Regions from separate parts of the Mus musculus genome. Here region 2 is linked to region 1. A link is a loop called in an ENCODE intact Hi-C map of the cell type or tissue named here. Cell type or tissue: left cerebral cortex. All regions are shown on one strand. Links, peaks and the distances in the headings refer to the core of each region. The heading gives the core; the rest is flanking DNA. Region 1 holds the start of A430088P11Rik (RIKEN cDNA A430088P11 gene). Region 2 overlaps Cacna1i (calcium channel, voltage-dependent, alpha 1I subunit).

The links. A loop is a pair of places that touch in the nucleus more often than their neighbours do. Peaks named below come from ENCODE experiments on the same cell type or tissue, not always from the same donor. Only the 100,000 strongest peaks of a DNase experiment are listed, where the experiment ranks them.
Region 2: it touches region 1 in a loop (2.4-fold over the local background); 1 of 42 quality-filtered maps calls a loop at or near these places.

What each region holds. Positions count from the first base shown.
Region 1 is chr15:80,690,112-80,698,718 of GRCm38, forward strand. It overlaps Fam83f (family with sequence similarity 83, member F), which reads left to right. Exons shown (of 5, transcript NM_145986.2): 3 at 422-543; 4 at 1,800-2,485. A430088P11Rik (RIKEN cDNA A430088P11 gene) reads right to left here and starts at 7,499. Exons shown (of 3, transcript NR_045310.1): 1 at 7,456-7,499; 2 at 6,533-6,932; 3 at 914-4,825. In left cerebral cortex, for the core only: a CTCF peak has its summit at 4,606 (motif pointing left); DNase peaks (open chromatin) are centred at 4,174 and 4,616; H3K4me3 peaks cover 295 bases; H3K27ac peaks cover 433 bases.
Region 2 is chr15:80,354,857-80,363,463 of GRCm38, forward strand. Cacna1i (calcium channel, voltage-dependent, alpha 1I subunit) reads left to right here. Exons shown (of 37, transcript NM_001044308.2): 7 at 630-945; 8 at 1,273-1,365; 9 at 3,931-4,243; 10 at 7,007-7,416. Among named protein-coding and RNA genes, the nearest start is that of Gm41363, 41 kb to the right of the region's middle. In left cerebral cortex, for the core only: no CTCF peak of the experiment used is centred there; DNase peaks (open chromatin) are centred at 4,202, 6,855 and 7,812.

The DNA of each region.
Region 1 (8,607 bases), core at 382-8,381:
GGCCCTCCTCCTGCCTCCTCCTAAGCTCAGGGGCTCAGGCTGAAGTTCAAGATCTCAATATTTTTCCTTCTATGTGAAGCCAAGCCTCAGGAACTTGTAACTGCTTATTTGTATATCCTAAATGTTGTCCTAGAGCTGCTGAGGCTGAAGGAGGCAGCTGTGACCCAGCCTCGGGCCGGTCAGTCTGTAGAACCATTGACTTCACTGTCAGGTTCAACATAAGGCTGCAGCTCTTCGGGGGGAACTTTAAGCAAGAACTCTCTTGTACAAAGTAAAATATGTAAAGCTAAAGCAAGCAGAGAATTTTGGAAAGACTCAGGCAGCAGTAAGGGTCTGTGGACCTCTCCCAAAGCAAGGCCTTGATACAGAGCCTCGAGGTCTCCCAAAACAGGGCACTATGTCTTTCTCCTCTTCTCAACAGAACATCCGTGTCCGCTCTGTGACAGGAATTGGGTTCTACATGCCCATGGGGAAGATCAAGGGGACTCTCTCATCAAAGTTCCTGATGGTCGATGGGGACAAAGTAGCTACCGGCTCTTTCAGGTATGTTGGGCCAGCTCAGGGGAGGGCCCAGGGGACCTGTATTCATGGAAATTGTTCAGGAGTATGCTAGCCTGGAGCTTCCATGGGTATGATTTTTAAGAGTCATTGTCTGTGTCCTGATCGCAAAAGCCTCCTGCCCAGTTCCTTTCCTAAGACTTTCTGTTGACAGATTAGTTATTCCAGACAGAGGACCAGCTCTTCCTAGGCATTAAACAATGCCAGCTTGTCACGGTCCTCTGGCAGCCCATTGTACTTTGAAGGTGGTTTTGGGGTGGGATAAGCAGGAAGTAGAGAGGACAAGATCTGGGAAAGGATATAAGATGTTGTCTTAGTTACTTTTCTATTCCTGTGACCAAACACCATGACCAAGGCGACTTAAAAGAAAGCTTTAGTTTGGGGGGTCATGGATCCAGAGGGTTAGAGTCCATGATCATCATAGCAGGGAGCATGGCAGCAGGCAGGCAGGTGTGGCGCTGGAGCAGCAGCTGAGAGCTTACATCTTATCCACACGCACATGGCAAAGAAAGCTGACGGGGAATGACATGGGTTTCTGAAACTTCAAATCCCATCCACAGTGGCACGCCTCCAGCAAGAAGGCCATGGTCCTCCAACTGGGGACTAAGCGTTCAAACAGATGAGGCTATGGGGGCCATTTTCATTCACACTGCTATAGATGGAGCACAGAGAGATGACCCCAGAATTTGACTAGAAAGGCAAAGTACCAGGTGCATGAGAACCTGTATCTGAGTCATCTCTTTCCTCTGAAAAAGTCAAAGTCAAGGTGAGTCTTGAGTATATTGTAGCCATGAGTAAGTGATCTGAGTCCTCTCCTGCAGTTAAAGTAAGAGTTTTGCAGGCACTGTACGCTCTGGGAACGGTCAGCAGCAGGCTGGCAGTGGTGCAGTTTAGTTCCCATGCATTGCATGCATCAGTGCCAGGTATTTAGCTGGCTATTTCATTTGAGCCTCAAAGTCTTGAGTTAAGAACACTTCCTGTGGCGTGTTCTACCTTAGGTCCTATAAGCCCCACTGTAAAGATGTGCCTCTAGGTCTGACTTCTCAAGCCCCAATGGAAAGGAAAGGAGAATCTGGCCTGGTGGAAGGAGAGTGGTCCAGTGTGAGGGCAAGGGGCACCTTTCTCCAAACATCAGGCAGTGTGCCCACGGGGCAGGCTGAGGCTGGCAGTGAAGGAGCTACTGGTAGGGCACTGGAGAGAGAGGTCCGGGCCCATCCATGTCTCTGCTTTTCTGTCCCCAGCTTTACCTGGAGCTCCTCCTATGTGGACAGGAATCTCCTCTTGCTCCTGACAGGACAGAACATGGAGCCCTTTGACATAGAGTTCCGGGAGCTGTATGCCATCTCGGAGGAAGTGAACTTGCACCAGCACCTGGGCCTGGCAGGCAGGATTGGCCTCAACTACTCCTCCACGGTAGCTCGAAAGCTTATCAACCCCAAGTACGCATTGGTGGCAGGCACCCGCCGTCCTCCAGGAGAGATGATGCGCTGGGCGGCCCGGCAGCAGCGAGAAGCTGGTGGCAACGTAGAGGGGCAGGAGGAGGGCAGTGGCGGTGGTGAGTCTGCCCGGCGTCTGGAGAGCTTTCTGAATGACCTGGTCACAGTAGAGCAGATATTGCCCACTGTGGAGCCCATTTCCCCAAGATTGCAGAGACCTACCAATGGCAGACCGGTCTCTCATGCACACACAGACGCGAAGCACAGGTCCCGAGAGGCACTGCCCCAGAATGGCAAGGGAGAAGCTGCCAATGGGGAGGCCACCCCAGCCAAGGAGGGCAAACGCTTCAGCAGCAGGCTCTTCAGCCGTCGAGTGAAGAGGCCTGCAGTGCCCAGCAGCATGGCCAGCTCCCCCTCCACTGAGACGTTTGCCGATGTGGAGTTTCCTCTGGGAAAGAGGCACAATGAGGGTTCCAATGCCAACATATCAGGTGAGCTCCTGGCCGCACACATGGCCCTTATGGGCTGTCTGCCTCCCAGACACAGGGTACAGTTTGCTGGCAGGAAGCAGGAAGGCTCTCCTGGGTCAGAAGGGCCTCCCCCCAGTCCTGGTCTGTCTCATTGAACCTGGGGACCCTGGGCAAGTCTGCAGGTCACAGTTTCAGATCCTGGTCTCTGAGGGAAGAGTGATGTGTGGTTTGCTTAGTGTTGAGCACAGCAGTGGGTCTGGACGGCCCTTGAGGACTCTTACCTCCATGTTTTCAGATCACCTTCACTGGAACACAGTAAAGGAAGGAAACAGGACAAGCTTTTCTATTATAAATAAACAGAGTCTAGGGCTCTTTCTGGCCACCTTGTTCCTTGCTGTCATCAGGATCTAACCAAACCAGACATATCCCACCTTTACCTGGTCCCACCAATGCCCTGACCCAGCCTCCCAGTGTCTGTGGTAATATGTAGAACTGTTTTCCCCCATGTCTATTTGAAAAGTGGATTTGCCCTCTGGGAGAGATTGTTGATGTGGTGACAACGTTTCTAACCATCGATCTGGGATCTCCTTGAAGCCCTGTCTTTTTTCTCTCTGGAGCAGTCTCCATTATCATCTTTCAGGAGTCTGGTGATGACACCAGACAAAGCAGAATGTGACACAGGATGAGCACCAGGACACCTCTCCCTTTTCCCCTGCCTCTAGTGGGTCCGCGCTCCCTGAGCAGCAAGGCAGGCCAGGTTCTGCAAGGGCACTTTCCTTCGCTTCACCCTCATGACCACTGAGGCAAGATGCAGGTGGAAACTGGGGGAACATGGGAAATGACTATAAGCCTGCCTCAAAGCCAGGCCTGGACCTCTTCCTGTCAAGGAGGAGTGCTTGGTCTCTCATTCCCATTCCCCTTGGGCTTCCCTAGCTCCCCAGCACCAGATGCTGATGTGCTGTGCCTCTTATTTGGAAGGAGGGTTGCCATGGTGAACACCTGGCAAGAAAGAGGAGGGGGTGAGGCCAACCACAAAGGGGCTGTTTCCCAACTCCTGACTGGAAGTGAGATGGAAGCTCTCTTCCCTTGCCCCTCACCCTGAGGTGCTGTTTCCATAGAAACCCAAAGCCCATTGTCTGTCCCTTCCTGCTGCCTCTCCTGTCAGATTCCCCAGCTTAGATGACTTGGGCAGTTAGCGTTTGCCACTGCCTCCTATCTCCGAGCATTTGTACATGGTGCTCTGGAGCCAACAAGCAGACCCCATTGTGCGCCTTTGGGAGCTCTGAGCAGAAGGGCTGAGTGAGAGTGGCTGACACTCATAGGAAAGTCTGAAGTGTCCAGCTTCAGCCTTGGGAAGAACATAGAGGTAGCGTGCGCATACACACACACACACACACACACACACACACACACACACACACACACACTGCCACCCTCATCAAGTCCCTGAAGTCCCAGCGCTCTAAAGACCTCTGGCCCCTGCTTCATTCTTGCTCAAAGGCAGAGTTGAGACACAGAGTTTCTCCTCCCAAAGGCTCTTCCTAACCCCTCTCTACCCCCCAACCCCAGGCTGCGGAACCTCCAGTTCCCTTCTTCAGGGTGGCAGCAGCTGAGCAGCTGACTACACACACACCTCACAGCACAGCATGGGCCCAGCCCTGGGGGAGCTGGAGCCTGGGTTGGATTGGAACCACTTCAGCTTCTTCCTCAGAGAAGGAATCCATCCAGGGAGGGAATCCCCTTCCCACAGGGAGCATGCAAGCGACAACAGACAGTGGTGGCACAATCGCTGCCCTCCCCTCTCCCGGGCTGTCTCCTCTTCTGGAGGAGGAGGGGTAAGCTGGGGAGGGCTTCTGAGGTCCCTTTGAGTTGATGCTGACTGTCCTATCTGTCTCTGCACCCTCTTGTCAGAGAACGTGGGTGGATGACAGGGTGGGCGAAAGAGAGAGATAGGAAAAGCCGAGAGCTGACAGCCTGTAAAATTGCTTGATAAGAAGTATATAGTTGTCAAACAGCATGCAAATTTTTGCAAACCCAGGTGTGGCCCTGGGGAGAATCTCACAGAATTGCCTCCTTTGGGGCTGGGGGGCGGGGGGTGCATAATGGAATCAGCCTGGCGGTTTGAAGACCCAGAGCCCCCTCTAGTGGCTGAAGCTGGTTGTCCTTTGCAGTTTTTCTTTTTCTCTAAGCCTTGCTCCTGCACTGCTATTAGCTGCTGCCTTCCAGGCCACTTGCCACCACCTGCACCTATACAGGCTCTCTGGGACAGAGATTTCGTAGTCTCAGGACGGCACAGCCAGGGGCATCCTTGTTTAGAAATCCTGTGAACAGAGTCTGAACTGCTGGGCTGTGCTCAGAAATCTGCAGTTAAAAAAAAAAAAAGAAAGAAGGAAACAGTATGAAACAGGATTAAGCCAAATAAATCCACCATTCTCTGGATGACATTCTCCATAGAGGTAAAAACTAAGGGACTGATGGCGTTCAGCAAATGTGGAATGCTGGTGATGCTGACTGATAAATAAGCTTTGGAAACCAAAGCTTTTATCACAGCTATTGCCGTGAGGATCCAGTTCATCTTTTAGCCAATCCCCACTGCAAGTCTTTAACATTAAACAGTGAATTAAATCAGAAGCAAGGCACGGGAATGCCAGTATCAAAGAAATTCATGTAGCAAAATAGTGGATTCTAGTGTCTCCAACGCATGAATACTCTCGCTGTTGTTAGCTTAGACTATGCTGGCTCCGGGGCTTCAGTGGAAGAAGACCTTTTCCTGGTTAGACCACATGGTAACAGATTCATTAGCAGCGCATGAAGCACTGAATGTAGATATCTGCATTTTGAATAGGAACCTTGGTTTCCCCCAGAGCTCTCCTACACATGGGGGTCTTCAGATCAACACCAATGCAGGAGACTTAGGCCAAGCTCTATCTTTGGGAGTTGCTAGGTTTGAGGAGGGAGTTCCCTCCTAGGAGGGAACCCCTAGGGGATCAATTGGAAATGAAGAGTGGTTTTCAAGTGTTAAAGAGATATAGTGTGAAATTCTGTCACTCAGAACTCAGGTGGTTTCCCAAGTGTTTCCCTGATGGTGGTACCCCATGAACGGGATCCTTGCACTCCAGTAGGGCCAATCCCTGTGTCCCCAGACAGGCTGTGAGGGAGGGGCAGCATAGTCTCTCTCCTAGATTCCTCAAAGCAGCTGCAGGACATCTTTGATGTCCTTCCTGGAAATCTGAGTCCTCATCAGGGTGGACTGGTGGGAAAGTGCTTCCAGGGCCGAGGGTCTGTGACCTCATTCTTGGGAATATCAGTCAAGTGTTGCTTCTGAGGAGCATGGCTCAGACCTCAGCTGGCATGTGGAACCTGTAGTCAGGTCTGATTATTCTGGCCTATGACCAGCAGAGAGGCCGAGGTAAGCTAACTCTGCTCCAGAGGAGGTAGCTGTACTGTTCACACATGTATAATTTACTTCATTTTATGTGTATGAGTATCTCGTCTGCATGTATATATGTGCACTGTATGCATGCCCGCTGCCTTTATGGTTCAAAAGGAGGCACTGTGTCCCCTGTAACTGGAGTTACAGGTGTTTGTGACCCGCCATGTGGTGCTGTGAACGGAGCTCAGGTCCTCTGAACGAGCAACAGTGTCTTTAGCTGCTGAATCGTTCCTCCAGCTCAGCTGTGCTGCCCTCCCAGTTCCTCTGAGGCTGCTTGGGCCATGGTTACTCTTTCAGTAAGGTGCTAGGTAAGCGTGCTTCACTCAGCGCTGCTTGTACTGGTCTGAACTCCAAATATCTAGCCATTGCCTACTTGTTTCGAAGCATTTGCTCTGTGGGGCACTGTTCTAAATTGAGCAGGGAGTGGAATGAACTAAAGCCCTTACTTGTGGTGCCATTACCTTAGGGACAGTTGAAGGCAGGGAGTGTTGTCACTGCTATACAGGTGTCCAGGGTATGCCTCACTGGTTAAGGAACACTGGAGCAGAGCCTCAGATGGACACATGGACACCAGAGGAAGAATGTTCCAGATAAAGAATGTGACGCCCTAAAAGTTATAAAAAGAGGGGACTTACTGTCAGCGCAGTGCTGTGGTGACTTTCCGTGTTGCTGCCACCACCCCTCTCCTGAGGCACCTTCCAGCTGGCTGTCATCCATGTGCCCCAGGCTGTGGTACTCCCAGTCCTCCTGCTCGCCAGCTTGCATGCCCCTCATCTCTTCGTAGGCTGCAGGATGAAGATCCTCTTTTGGGTTGGTTTAGTTTTTTGGTTTGGTTGGTTTGTTTGAGACAGGGTGTTGTCCTGGAACTCGCTCTGTAGACCAGGCTGGCCTTGAACTCAGTGATCCACCTGCCTCTGCTTGCCGAGTGCTGGGATTGAAGGTGTGCACCACCACTCCTCAACAGTACTAATCCTCCTTGTAGCTTGGCTTTCTCCCGTAAGTCGTCTTTGGGTCATTCACTACCCTGCCGACATACTTTATAAAAAGAAATACTTTGGTTGGCTGGTGTAATTCTTCCACATTAATCTGCATGGGTCTGAGGCGCCTGCCCTTGGCAGTCTCCTAGTAAAATGAACATGGAAGGAATGATGGGACACAAATGATTTTCCCTCAAGCCTGTTTCTCTGTCAGAGTCATGGCAGTGAACCCTGAGGGATTTCATCAGGCTGCCATCCAAACCCAGTAAACCAAAGGGTCAGGTCCTGCTCAAGACTAGCTTCTCAGCCGGGCAGTGGTGGCACACACCTTTAATCCCAGCACTCAGGAGGCAGAGGCAGGTGGGTTTCTGAGTTCGAGGCCGGCCTGGTCTACAAAGTGAGTTCTAGGACAGCCAAGGCTATACAGAGAAACCCTGTCTCGAAAAACCAAAAAAAAAAAAAAAAAAAAAAAAGACTAGTTTCTCTGGGAAGGAGCTGGCAGGGCACAGGCTCCATCAGTGCCCCTGTGCCCTTGGCACACTCCTGCCTCATTTCTGGATCCAGAGATTGATTTTGCTTACCTGTCTTCAAAATGCTACTGCCTCTGGAGATGTACTGGGTATCTGCTTGCTGGGCCAAAACAAACAGAAAAAGCCGCTGAGGAAAGGAAGTGGGAACTGCGCATCCGCTGTTGCTGCTGCAGCAAGGGGCTCAGGGTGGTAGAATTTAATGACTTTCACAGACGCAGCCCTCAGCAGCACCACACAAGGCTGCTGGTTTCCTGTTCTACCTCCCCCTGGGCAGTCATCTGCCTGAGTCTATGGGACACCCAGGAGGGAGGGGCTCAGGCAGTTTTTTTGCAGTAGGTCCTGAGGTGTGAGTTCATTATCGCCCCAGTGAGGCAGTGTCTAGTGGAGCAAAGACAGCAGACCTGGGCAGTGTGGCCTTCAAAAGGCATAGGGATTCACAAAGGGGCTGAAGCAGCCCTGCCTAGCCTAGGCTCTGCCCAGTGCCTCGCCTGCTACTACAACTCACAAGAGGCAGTGTCACCTTAATTAAATTCACAGTTGAAGTGATACAGAGGGTGGTGTGAGCGGGGAGATTGTCTTTATTGTGTAATGGAGGAATAGGCAGGAAGTAACACAGTGGCTTCCACCTGGGAAAAGCAGCCAGCAGGCATCTGAGGAAGTGGACTCTGCCTCCAGGGCTAGCTGGGGTGTCAGGGCTGCCTCTCAGCTCCCCTTCCCCAGAGTTCAGAGCAGGGTTCAACCATGAAAACTGCCGGGGCCTTTTCCTAGGATTATGAGGGAGGTAGAAAGGCTGGAGAGGGGAGAAGGGGGCGCTCTAGAGAAAGGCAGCTCTCCCAACCTCAGGGCCTATGCTGTTCCATTATCTCCCTGGGTCACCCCATGGCACTGTGACCACCCTGCACACTGGGACAGCTGGCCCTCCCCAGGCACTTCTATAACTTAGCTATAGAATGGCTGAGTGGCAGACAGACAGGAGGCTGGACTGGAAGGCCAGGGCCTGGCTCTGACCAATGAGGAACAGGGCTACTACTTGCTTCAGCCCTGCAGTAAGGCAAATAGTTGTGGCTCTCATCCTTGCTACCCCCATACCCTCCTGTGAGGATCCCTGTGACTGCCTTTGATTTCGCTTTGAGAGCTTGAAGCTGCCTACAACATTTAGCTGCTAGTGACAGGAATCTTTAAGTCATTGGTATCTGACTCTAG
Region 2 (8,607 bases), core at 200-8,199, 340 kb before region 1:
CCTCGAACTCAGAAATCTGCCTGCCTCTGCCTCCTGAGTGCTGGGATTAAAGGCGTGCACCACCACGCCCAGCTATCTTTTCAGTTTTAAACCCTCTCTAGGTGATCCCTCTTTGATCCATCTAGCTGGCTTCCATAGATAAAATCACAATGGGGATTTCACTTGTGATTATGTGGTGGGCAAAGCAGAGCTTATGAACAAATGTCATAAATGAGAGAGTCCATGTCCAAGGAGGGAAGAGATTTCAGCCCCGGGGCCACACACTCCCTCACCTGCTGGGCTGTCAGAATCCAGTGGCTACTAACTGAGCCCTTGGTCTGTCTTGTCTAAACTGTGTGTCCTAGGCCACAGTGTAGCTCAGGGAGCCCTGGCTTAGTTCCGTGGAAGGGAGGCTCCTCCAGGAAAGGTTCTTTAGAGGAGGGAACCTTGAAAAGGGATCCCAACAGACCTGTCAGGACCTTTGTGATCAGAAGTGGGAAAGGGTGTCTCAGGAGGGGACTACGTGGGCCTGGAGGTAGTGATGTGGCCTCGGTCTAATCCCAACACCCAAAACAGCATGGCCTCTCTATGCGGTACACCTGGCAGTGACCCTTCCCTGTTGCTCTTTGACCTGCTCTTTTCTGTGGCAGACAAGGGGATGTGGCCCTGCCCCCTTACTACCAACCAGAAGAGGACGACGAGATGCCCTTCATCTGCTCCCTGTCGGGGGACAATGGCATTATGGGCTGTCACGAGATCCCTCCACTCAAGGAGCAGGGCCGAGAGTGCTGCCTGTCCAAAGATGACATGTACGACTTCGGGGCGGGACGCCAAGACCTCAACGCCAGCGGCCTCTGCGTCAACTGGAACCGCTACTACAACGTCTGCCGCACGGGCAACGCCAACCCTCACAAGGGCGCCATCAACTTTGACAACATTGGCTATGCCTGGATCGTGATCTTTCAGGTGAGACCATTCAGGCCCAGGTCTGGTCAGCCAGCAGCGGCTGACATGGCCGGCATCCTCACTCAGTAGGTAAAGCCTTGAGCCAGGAAATAGGTAAAGCAGGCAAAGCCTTGAGCCTTGGGCTTTGTCACCTACCTCCTGAGAGTGTCTGCTCCCCGCCTGCCTGGCAGTGTGATGGGGGTCACTGGCATCGGTATCTCTTGGAACCTTGGTTTTCTTACTGGTGCTGCCCCCCCTACTCCAGCCCCTGTTGGGGTTTGTCTTAAATCCCGGTGCACAGGAGGGCCCACGTCTTAGCCTCTGCCCCTGTCCTCGTGCCCGCTGCAGGTGATCACTCTGGAAGGCTGGGTGGAGATCATGTACTACGTGATGGATGCACATTCTTTCTACAACTTCATCTACTTCATCCTGCTCATCATAGTAAGTATCAGGGCAAGTTCAGGACCATGGACCATGGCGCTGGGTGGGGGTGGGGAGGGAGAGAAGGGGTGGACAGTCCCCCAAGGGAGCCCTCAGGGCTAGGGGAGCCTGGCAGGACAGGAGGAGCAGAACAGGAGGAGGAAGAAGAGGAGGAGGAGGAGGAGGAGGAGGAGGAGGAGGAAATTCATCTCCAAGAAAGGGATATTTTTAAATGCAGTCAACCAACCCCAGCCTGTGATTGAAGTGGCTTATCAGGGCTGTGGCTGGAAGCATCTATCACATCTGCCTTCAGTTGTCTCTAGCCTTTAACATCTAACCCGCTGGTTCTGCTTGTCTTTCTCTTCCTGAATCCCTAGGAATACAATCTTTCATGGCCTTAGCTGGGGGTATAGTTCCAGAATGGAGCTTCTCAGGGGTTGCATCTGTTCCCCATTTTTCCTGGGGTAGACAAGATGCTCTGTTGCTGGATATGACACGGGATAGGAGGTTGGCCTTGGTAGTGGCCTGGTGGCGCTCTGGGCAGATCTTTGAACTCTGGCTTTTCTGCAGCTGTGCGTGTGACCAGGTGATAGAGGCAGGGATCTCTCTGCCTCTATAGGCCAGCACTTCCTGTCTGTGCTTTCCAATGTCCACCTTGTCCTGCATACCGGTGGCTTTCTGCCTCAGCACAGTCCACAGAGGTCAGGCTTCTGGCAGAGCTGTGTTCAGTCCCCAACACAAAGGCTGGGTTCTCTAGCTTCCTGGTGGTGGGCGAAGGCAAGCTTGAGTGGCTGCTGACCTGCGCCATACCTGCTGGGATACAGCTCCAGCAATTTCCCGGGGAAGCCTAGGACCTCAGACTCAGGAGAAACCAGATGAAAGAGAGAAGGGTCCAGATTCCCAGGCTCTTCATTAAGTTAGTTTCAACAGAACATCCAGACAAGATGGATTGAGTTCTTGTGGCAGAGCAGGGATCCAGTCTCTGGGAAAGAAGAGCTGAGAGGTCACAGTGACACACAGAAGCTTAGGTGTCATGATAGAGAGAAGCTGTAGGGGCTGGAGGGGCCCTTTGGGGGAGGACAGGTGTGTGGGTGACTTCCTACAGGAAGACAGAAGGCTCAGTCCTCTCCCACAGGAAGTCATTAAGTAGGACTTGAGGCAGGCTCCTCAGATTCCATGAGATGGATCACTGGCAGCGATTAGTTCCTAGGTGATGAGGAGGGCTGGCCAGGAGCCTGCATACCCTTGTTCTTTAGTAAGTGTTCAGTAAATGTGCTCTGATGTTGCTGGGGACACTTGGTGCCCAAGTGCCCCTGTCTCAAGACAGAGGATGCCATCAGGGGGCTGCTGGAGGGTTTTCAGTCTTTACACACAGCTTCCAGTCTCTGGTTAGAAAAGTCTGGGGCCCATTTTACTACAGCCTCCCAATTTACAGATGGGGAACAGAGATCCAGAGAGGTTGAGACCTGTCTGGGTCACCCAGGGCAACCACTGTTGAACGAAGGCTAGATAGGAGCCTTACAGGGATGAGCCTTCAGAGCGCAGGGTCTAATCTTTCTGTTTTTTGCATCCTTAACCAGCCCAGGGAAGAACAGTTTTCTGGGAAATGCTATGGAAATGCTTTTTGTCTAAGAAGCAGTCTATTTCCCAGAGTCCTCTGGGCCATGAAGCCCTGTACCTCTTTAGCTCTTCAGTTGTATGTAATGGGAAGTGGGCAGCCATCTGTATGTACCTGTCGGTGATATCCCAGAAGGCTGGAGGTCACATCTTTCCTGCCAGGCCAGAGGAGCTCTTTCAGGGTTAGTGAGGACCAGGGGAGGTGACTGGTACTGGGCTAGTTAGATGGGAAACAGAGGGGAGGGACCTGGCTCCACCTCCCCTTCTAAGCACACGGCCCAAGTCCAGGCTGGTGAGTAGGACGTAGGACCTTTGTGACTGGAGGGATTGTGGCTATCCTCTTGGCTTCAGTATCTCTGTCCTACATGGGTTAGTATAGTTGGGTCTTGGTTCTGATGGGGCCTGGGCTTGGATACAGTCCCAGTCTGACCTGGGAAGTCACCTAGGCTGTGGCTTCCTCTGCAAGGACTCAGTCATCTTTTCCTGTCCCACCTGTGTATCTGTGTCCGTGTTTCTGTCTCTCTGGGCCCCTCCATCTTCCCTGTACCTCTGTCTGTCTATTCCTGCCCCTGACTATGACTATTCTGGTCTTTCTCTGTCTTTCCCACTCCCCTTTCCTTCTCCTTTCTCTTCTTTTCTCCTCTCCTCCCCACATCCTTTCTCCTTCCTCCTCCATCCTCTTTATGTCTTTGACTCTCTGTACCCTGGTTGTCCTCTGTCTTGCTGTCTTTCTTTCTGCTCCATCTTCTTCCCTCTCCTCTGCATCGCTGATCTGTCCCCTCCCCTTCCCCTCCTCCCATTTCTCCTGTCTTTCTCTGGCTTCCCTCTCTGTCTCCTGCTCTTGCTAACTCTTTCTCCATCTCTTTGTCCCCTTCTCCCATGCCACCCCCCTCTTGCTGGTTCTACCCCTCTGTCTCCTTATCTGTCCCCACTGTCCCTGTTCCTGTCCTTTCCTCCTGTTGGTTACAGGTGGGCTCCTTCTTCATGATCAACCTGTGCCTCGTTGTCATAGCGACCCAGTTCTCTGAGACCAAGCAACGGGAGCACCGGCTGATGCTGGAGCAACGCCAGCGCTACCTGTCCTCCAGCACGGTGGCCAGTTACGCCGAGCCCGGCGACTGCTATGAGGAGATCTTCCAATATGTCTGTCACATCCTTCGCAAGGCCAAGCGCCGTGCTCTAGGCCTCTACCAGGCCCTGCAGAACCGGCGCCAGGCCACGGGCCCCGGGACACCAGCCCCTGCCAAGCCTGGGCCCCATGCCAAGGAGCCCAGCCACTGCAGTAAGTGGCCTTGACTCTGCAGCTCATGTGCCATGACGTGGGGGTCTCAGAATGGCAATAGTGCAAGTGGGTCATGCCTGCTAGAACAGGAACTGTCCATATCAGTCAGAGGTGGGATCCCAAGGGTTCACTTCAGGCCATACTGCTTCCTTCATGGCCCATTGGAACTCATCTGCTTCACTCACTTCTTGCCACCATCTCTGTCCAGCCTGTGTGGGCTCATTCTCTCCCCGGAGAAATTCTTCCAAGTTTTGCAGGCAAACCAGGGCACCATTCCCTCGAACCTATACTTAAAAGGCAAGCGATTATTTCAGAGCTTTGCAAGACTAGCCTCCCTCTTTGTGGGTACACATGTCATCTTTCACTCTGGCTCCCATGGCTGTCCCTGCTTACCAGCACACCTGAGTAGTGACATCAGGTCCCTGGCACATGGGACAGTATATACCATGTCACATTGGGACCCTTGTCTACATACTCTGCTCCTGCCTCCTGTTTGAGTGGTGCTAGGTTGTTTATGTAAGTTTAGTGTTTAGCTTAGAAAGGATGCTCTCTGGGATGGGTCTATAGTGCAGTTGCTAGTGTGCTTGCAGAGCATGCTTGAAAACTCTAGTTCAAGTACCAGCATGGTGGTAATCCTGGGGCTTGGGACATAGAGTAGGAGGATCAGAAGTTCAAGGGTATCCTTAGCTATATAGTGAGTTTAAGACTAGTGTGTGCTCCATGAGACCCTGTTGCAAGGAGGGAGGAAGAGAAGGAGAGAGGGAGAGAGGGAGAGAGGGAGAGAGGGAGAGAGGGAGAGAGGGAGAGAGGGAGAGAGGGAGAGAGGGAGAGAGGGAGGGAGGGAGAGGGGAGAGGAGAGGAGAGGAGAGAGAAGAGAGAGAGAGAGAGAGAGAGAGAGAGAGAGATTCCTTAGCCTGCTTCTTTCAAGAAATAGCCCTGAGAAAGAGGCAGACTAGAAATCATGTCTCCAGTTTTCAGATGGGAAACCAAGGCCCAAGGAGATGAGAGAGTCACTTAAGTGGTCCAGTGTGTCTGTGTAAGACTCGGTCATATGGAATGTCAGAGGTGGCCTTTTCTCCAGAGTGTTTGTCTCTAGCTGCAAATGCACAAAACCCTAAGAGGAGACAACCCAGAGCTCCCAGGAGCTCTGCTTTCTCCTCGCTACTATAGAGAAGTTATCAGGCCCCAGGACTGTTCCTCAAAGCAGCTGTGGAACATGGCATGTCCTGTTCCCCTTGATCACCCTGGTGGGGCCTCCTGTCTCCCCCTTCCAGGGCAGGGCTCAAGGATTCTATTAGTTTGTGCCTGTGATTGACAGTTGTTGTCTGAGGCCCTGGCTAGTGGACTCCATGCTCCTAGCTGTCATAACCTGTCAATCAGAGAGACCAGCAAAGATCAGACAGTTGTCCACTGTTGTTAGTTGTCCACTAGTCATCTAGATGTGGTTCCAGGCGGCCTGTGGGCTTGGCCTAGCAGTGAAGAGGAGAGCTGGGGTCTGGGCAAGGCTAGTTCTTCCCTTCCTAAGGATGTGGACATAGGGACAGCTTCTTGGAATGCTGTGAAGGGAAATTTTATACTTTTTAGTCCACCGACTTCTCAGGCCTCCATCCCATCTCTTTTCCTGGGTCGAGTGTTAATGCAGTCTGAGAAGGAAGGGCTTTGGTCCTCCATGGCTGGAGTAGGATGACCCAGGTATCTGGTTGCTTTGCCGTGCTCAGAGGCCTGTGTAGGAAAGTGCAGGCTTTCCCACTTCTCTTCCTTTACTGTTTTTTCCCCCTCTCTTATTCAAGCAAAATGTGTTTATGTTACTATAATATAGGGAAGTGCAAAGAAGAAACCAGCCAGGCAGTGGTGGCACACACCTTCAATCCCAGCACTTGGGGAGGCAGAGGCAGGCAGATCTCTAAGGCCAGCCTGGACTACAGAGTGAGTTCCAGGATAGTCAGGGCTACACAGAGAAAAACTTAAAATTAAGAGAAATTAAAGAAGAAAAGCAGCAGCAGCAGAAGAAGAAGAAGGAAGAGGAGGTGGAGGAGGAGAAGGCAGAGGAGGAGGAGAAGGCAGAGGAAGAGGAGGAGGAGGAGGAGGAGAAGGAGGAGAAGGAAAAGAAGAAAAGAAGAAGAAGAAGAAGAAGAAGAAGAAGAAGAAGAAGAAGAAGAAGAAGAAAGAGGAGGAGAGGAGAGGGAGGAAGAGGAGGTGGAGGAGGAAGAGGAGGAGGAAGAGGAGGAGGAAGAGGAGGAGGAAGAGGAGGAGGAGGAGGAAGAGGAGGAGGAGGAGAAGCCGCCAAACCAGCTACAGGGAACCCTTCCCAACACCTCTTTGAAATGGTTTATACAAATCCAAGGCCAGTTGGGGGTTGAAAGTCTCAGGCCTTATCTGCTGTCACCCTTCCTGTCCCTTGTCCCCAATCTAGCCTGACTCTCACTGTCGTGGGGTGAATTCCTGGGAGCTCCCAGAGTCTGCCTCAGTCCGGTCTTCCCCACTTCACACAGCTGGGCAAAGTAAGGAATGTCAAAGTCATTATAGCTTCCTCCGAGTGGTGTCCACTCTCCATCCAGACCTGCAGTCCCCAGATCCCCATACCTGTGCCTGGGAACATTTGCTGTGTGACAGGTCCAAGGTCAAGGTCAAAGGTGACCAACCATTAGCATGACTGAAGTATGATGAGCCTGTGTGTGGGGTCAGCTTGTTTCACACAGTGTCCCTGGGGGAGGTGGGGACCTAGTTTAGACACTAATGCTGCCCCCCCCATTTGCTTTTCAGAGCTGTGCCCACGACACAGTCCCCTGGACACCACTCCCCACACACTGGTGCAGCCCATCTCTGCCATTCTGGCCTCCGATCCCAGCAGCTGCCCTCGCTGCCAGCACGAGGCAGGCAGGCGGCCCTCTGGCCTGGGCAGCACTGACTCGGGCCAGGAAGGCTCAGGTTCTGGCGGTTCTGCAGAGGCTGAAGCCAATGGCGATGGACCCCAAAGCAGTGAGGATGGGGTCTCCTCAGGTTTGGGGAAGGAGGAGGAACAGGAGGACGGGGCAGCCCGACTGTGTGGGGATGTGTGGCGAGAGACACGGGCCAAGCTGCGGGGCATTGTGGACAGCAAGTACTTCAACAGAGGCATCATGATGGCTATTCTGGTTAACACTGTCAGCATGGGCATCGAGCACCATGAACAGGCAAGTGGGGATACAGGGTTTGGGCTGAGTGGGGGATGGAGAAACAGGCTGGCATGGAGCCCTGGGTTCAGGTTGGGCAAGGGCATACCCAGGTCTCCCTGAGCCTGGCTAGAGTAGAGTCTAACCCTTCCATATGGTTTCAGCACTTTGCCCAAGGCCACATTCAAGGGGTCAAGATGGTCTGAGGTATCTGCAGGGTGAGCGGATTACAACTGAGGCTTGACAGCATAGGACTCAGGGGTTGAGACTCAGGGCCCATTGCTTTTCCTCCTAGGCTGCCTGAAGTCAGCAGTCTATAGGCTACTCCTGGGGTAACAGCCTGTCAGATCCAGGCACCATTTGGAATGACCCAATTCCCTGGCTCCTGTCTGCTAGTCTTTGTTTTTGGAGGCGTGGCTTCCTTGGCCTGTTCTTCAGCCTGGTGGGGCACCCCCACTTGCCAGCTGGCTATGCCCAGCCTACTGACTCGAGGTCCCACAGCTAGCCAGCAGTCTGGTTCGAACCCACTTCCCGTGGCAACATTGATACTCTAGCAGGATTTAGAACCTGGACCCCCTTGGCTTTGGAGTCATCGTAGTTCAGCTAAGCCCTCTCCTGTGCCTGGAGTGGGCCACACTCTTCCTGTCTCTGCTCATTAGCTCACCAAACACAGGCTTCATTCAATTTAGTTAAATGCAGCCCCTGGGGCGGGCACCCGACACTCAGTTGGTACTGCAGGCTTGCCAGCTATTCTGACTTAATTAACAAGATCTTTGGGGAGGGCTGCTGGGTGGGATTTCTGCAGGGGGGAAGCTGGTGAGAGGAGAGGCCTATACTTTGCCTCAAGGCCCTGGACTGTCAGAATGCAGAGACTCAGCAGGGTTTTCGCTCTTGGGGAAAGGCTCTATGGAAAGAGCTGCTTTGGGGCATCTGGCTCTAGTCTCTGCACCCTGCTATACCTGAGTCAGGCACTGTCTCTGGCTTGTTAGAACCAGCTGGTGAGAGCCAGTTTTCTCACACTTGGGAATCTAGCAAGCAGTTGTTAAATAGTTGCTTGCTTGAAACTATTATGGGGTTATGGGGAAAGTGTTTACACCATGGAAATTGGCAGACACTAAAGATCGGGGCTCTTTTGGGTTTACCTGAGCTTCCACTGGTCTCTGAATTCTTGAGACCAAGTCCCCCTCCCAGGCAACACCATAGCCAAGGCAA